Linked DNA regions of Homo sapiens: region 1 is linked to region 2. The links are chromatin loops, found by intact Hi-C in ENCODE. Cell type or tissue: PC-3. All regions are shown on one strand.

Evidence for each region. Peaks named below come from ENCODE experiments on the same cell type or tissue, not always from the same donor. Only the 100,000 strongest peaks of a DNase experiment are listed, where the experiment ranks them.
Region 1: it touches region 2 in a loop (5-fold over the local background); 2 of 110 quality-filtered maps call a loop at or near these places.

What each region holds. Positions count from the first base shown.
Region 1 is chr11:37,661,539-37,664,038 of GRCh38, forward strand. No RefSeq gene overlaps it. Among named protein-coding and RNA genes, the nearest start is that of LINC02760, 280 kb to the right of the region's middle. In PC-3, no CTCF peak of the experiment used is centred here; no DNase peak of the experiment used is centred here.
Region 2 is chr11:37,940,792-37,943,291 of GRCh38, forward strand. The region is part of intron 1 of LINC02760 (long intergenic non-protein coding RNA 2760); the gene reads left to right. Among named protein-coding and RNA genes, the nearest start is that of LINC02760, 3.4 kb to the left of the region's middle. In PC-3, no CTCF peak of the experiment used is centred here; a DNase peak (open chromatin) is centred at 1,430; H3K27ac peaks cover 565 bases.

The DNA of each region.
Region 1 (2,500 bases), 280 kb before region 2:
TTATTCCAGAACTGTTATTCTGCCCAACATTCTAGGCTTTGGTTCCCAAAGAGTCACATCTATCCCACATGCAAAATGCATTCATTCCACCCAAGGTCCCCAAAAATCTCAATGAATTACAGCATCAGCTCAAGTTCAAAATATCATCTGAGTCACATCAGCTTAAAAGTCTCAAATCTCATCAGCTACATAATGTAAAATATGTATGGATGAGGCCAGGGATATAATTCATTGTGGGGTGTAATTCCTCTCTTTTACTCTATTATGATTCCAGATTGTCTTTGAGTAGAAATGTTTTCAGACTATGAAAGATAGGGCCAGTATTAAAAAGTGCAAGTTGAAGACACTGTTATGTAAGAAGGTTGGTTATGTGTAACATGATTTAGAGTCTGTGAGTGCTATGTTGCTCATAGCAAACCATGAAAGAGAGTGAAGACTGAGTTCCGTCATTCAATACCTTTTAAATCACCAGATGATAGAAGGAGGACAAAATCGTGCATATAAACAGACATCTTGACTCCCTAAGAGACGGAAATCTTTGATTTTTCTTACCATGGTTTGATGGATGTAGTTTAATAGGAAATATCTTTAAAGATTAAATTACTCAATAGGAAGCAAAACAGAGATCTCTAGAGTCTGGAATGAGTTCACTATAGATATATCAGTAAAAACCAATTTCAAACCAATTTTTCCTAGATAATTTTATCAAACTAATAAATTAGAAAAAAGTTATAGTTTTGATAGAACATTTAATAACTGTGATTTATATCACAATATAGGTAGGTATACATGTAATAAGTTAAAAGGCTTCTCATAAAATAAGCATAGGTTAAAATGTTGTGTGCCTAATGGAACACCATGATATACCCTGAATTTAATATTTCAACCAGTGATTTCTATAAAGACATTTATGGCATGGCAGTAAAATGGATGAAGCATGTCAAACTGAGCAGTTTACTCAAGATATTACATAAAAACCTCTAGGCTTTAACTGATTCATTTCTATTCTGCAATAAACATTATTTAATATGAGGTAGAGACTTGAAGTACTACATAGTAAGGTTTAAAGAAACTTGGATTGTTTTACTGGCAAATAAAATTTTGAGATAATACAAAGGCTGTATGAAACTATTTAAGACCTGGGATTTTTAATAAGTCGTAAATGTATTTTATTTACTTCATTAACTCATTGCATAAATATTTATCGAATGATTATTTTTATGCTAAGTGCCTGATAGAAATAGGTACTTATTGGAGAGCAAAAATAGACACAGTTGCACAGTTGTCTACTTATCTAATGAAACTTATATTTTAATGGGAAAAACAGGTACAAAATTTATTTAAAAAATAAATAACACTTTCACCATAATATGAACTATAAATGCATTATATTTTGCTGTGAGAATCTAAGAAAAGAGGATTGACCTACAAAAATCAGAAAAAGAAATCACTGAGCTAGAGCTTAAAGACATACTTAGGAGTTAAAATCAAAGAAGAAAGAAAGAATTTTCAGAAAAGAAAATAACATGTCCAAAGGCCTTTGGGTAAGATCAAGCTAAGAGCGTCTACAATACTAAAAAATAACAGTGCAACTTAAGTCAATAGCCTGATGAAGAACACTGTTATAGGAGATAAATACAAATGTGAAGAAAAAATTCGTAAAAGCTACTGCCTTCTACTAATCTTTATGCGATTTCATAAACACCGACTTCCCATAAGTGGAGGTGTTAAGCAGTGATACAGCAAGGCTTGCTTTGGGGTGAGCCCTCAGCACCCAGCCTTTTTGCTTGTGTCAATTGTTTTTACTTGCAGTTCTTTGAGTATTTTTTATATTCTTATTTGATTTGTTATTGAATTAAGTGAAATTTCCAGCATTGGATGAAACATATCTCCTCAAATCCTTCCAAATTAGAGATATTATATATTATATCTTTTCTGTAGCAAGTATGATCAGGGGGTGGAGTGCTCTGTGTTATTCTTAAAGAACACAGCTTTGCTACAGCTGTGTTTAAACTAACTCTAGTATATTTTTTCTTGGCAAGATCATGCTTTGTTACTTACTTAAAACCAGATTCCTAGATTTCCAGTTTCTGGTTCAGCATTTAAGAAGCTTGGAAGTTGCTACTTTGTCCTAACAACAACTAAAAAGTTGTATAAACTGAAAACTCAATAACGGCTCTTAGATTTATAGGACAAATGAAGTCACAAGACAAACAGTTATCCCACTCCCAACCGGAGAGATTGACAGAAGAATACAGAGAATTGCAACTTACTGAAGCAGAAACTCACCTGTAGCAACCTTCATGGGAATCAGTGCCCAGGTACAACAACTTGAACTCCAGTGGATGAATTGCCGGAGGCTCAATGTGGACAAATTTGAAAGTTAAAAATCACCAGGGAAACGAATCCCAGTCATACAGAGAGGAACACTTGTGAGTTTTACTACTAGGAGCTATACAACATCTACACAGAGAATATAGGAGAAACATCCTCTTGTGTT
Region 2 (2,500 bases):
CAAAAAAAAAAAAAAAAAAAAAAAAAGAAAAGAAAATGCTTATTAGAAACAGACCAACTGTTGAGTAAGAACAGGTTAGTTTGGGTGAGATTAAGGACAAGATTAATGATAAATTTAGCTATCAAACTCATTTGCTTCTTTCTGTATTTTTGACCTAGACTCATTAAACAATAAAATAATGAATTGCTTTTTATTTCAATACATAGCTCATAGAAAACTTTAGATTCTAGCTGATTCAGTTACATTATTGAATATCAATTCTTATAAAAATGAATAGATGATGACAAGGTTTCTTTAAAGGGTGTTTATTTATTTATTCTGTTATAGATTCAGGGGGTACAAGTGTAGATTTGTTACATGGATATAATGCATAATGGTGAAGTTTGGGCTTCTGCTGTACTGATCACTCAAATAGCGAACATTGGACCAAATAGGTAATTTGTCATCCCTCACTCCCTTCCTTTCCTTTCACCTTTTAGATTCTCAAATGTCTTTTATTCTACTCTGTATGTCCATATTTACCTATTATTTATCTCACACTTAGAAGTGAGAACATGCAGTGTTTGACTTTCTGTTTCTGAGTTATTTCACTTAGTATAATGGAACTGAAGGCAGTTCCATCCATGTTGCTGCAAAAGACACATTTTATTCTTTTTTATGGCAGATTACTAGTCCATTTTATATATACACACACACACACACACACACACACACACCACTTTTTTTCCTATTATCCTTTGATAAACATCTGAGTGCAGGTGTCTTTTATATAGTGATTTCTTTTCCTTTGGATATATGTAAGCAGTAGTGAGATTACTGGGTCAAATGACAGTTCCACTTTTAGCTCTTTGAGAAATTTCCATATTGTCTTTCCATAGAGGTTGTACCAATTTAGATTCCCACCAAAAGTGTACAGGTGTTCTATAGCCTCCTCATCCTTGCCAATATCTGTTTTTGTTTTTTGGGGGGTTTTTTGTTTGTTTTTTACTTTTTAATAGTAGCCATTCTAACTTGTATAAGGTGGTGTCTAATTGTGTTTTTAATTTGTATTATTCAGATGATTAGTGATGTTGAGCATTTTTTCATGTTTGTGGGCCACTTATTTGTCTTTTGAGAATTTCTGTTCATGTTCTTTTTCCACTTTTTAATGAGATTATTTATTTTTCTCATTGGGTTGTTTGAGTTTCTTGTACATTCTGGATGTTAGTCTTGTGTTAGATGTGTAGCTTGCAAATATTTTCTCCCATTATGTAGGCGTTTGGGTTTATTCTCTTGATTATTTCTTTTGCTGGGGAGAAACTTCTTTTTAATTAAGTCCCATTTGTCTACATTTCTTCTTGTTGCATTTGCTTTTGAGGTCTTAGTCATTAATTATTTACTTAGGCCGAGTTCCAGAAGAGTATTTCCTAGATTTTCTTCGAGAATTTTTATAGCTTGAGGTCTTATATTTAAGTGTTTAACACACATTGAGTAAACTTTTTACATGGTGAGAGATAGGAGTCCAGTTTCATTCTTTCACATATTGTAATTGAATTTTCCCAGCACCATTTATTAAATGGAATGTCTTTTCCCCCATTGTTTATTTTTGCCAACTTGGTTAAAGATCTGTTGCTTGTAAGTATGTGACTTTCTTTATGGGTTCTCTATTCCATTTCATTGGTCATTGTGTCTATTTTTATACCAGTCCCATGCTGTTTTGGTTATATAGAATTGTATTACAATTTGAAGTCAGGTAATAAGATGCCTCCAGTTTTGTTCTCTTTGCTTAGGATTGTTTTGGCTGTTTGGGCTTCTTTTCGAGTGCACACAAATTTTAGAACTGATTTTTTTTTCATTCCAAGAAAATTGCATTGGCAATTTGATAGGAATTATGTTGAATATAAATTGCTTCAGGCTATATGGTCATTTTAATGATATTGTTTCTTTCAATCTCTAAGCATTGAATGTTTTCCATTTGTTTGTGTCATTTATGAATCCTTTCATCAATGTTTTGTAGCTCTCCTTGTAGAGATCTTTTACCTCCTTGTTTAAATGTATTCCTGAGTATTTTATTATCTGGGGGGCTATTGTAAATGGGATTGAGCTCTTGATTTGGTTCTTAGCTTGAATGTTATTCGTGTATAGAAATGCTATTGATTTTTTACATCAATTTTGTGTTCTGAATATTTACTGAAGTAATTATCAAGTCTAACAGTCTTTGGAAGGGATCTTCAGGGTTTTCTGGGCAAAAGAACATGTCATCTGTGAACAGAGATAATTTAACTTTGTCTTCACAATTTGGATGCTTTTTATTTCTTTCTCTTGCTTGATTGCCCTGGCTACAGCATCCAATACTGTGGTGAATAGAAATCATGAGAGTGACCATACTTGTCTTGTTCCAATACTTAACAGAAATGCTTTCAACTTTCTCTATTCAGTAGGATTTTTTACTGTGAGTTTGTCATAGACAGCTTTTATTATTTTGACATATGTTTCTCTGATGCTTAGTTTGTAGAGAGTT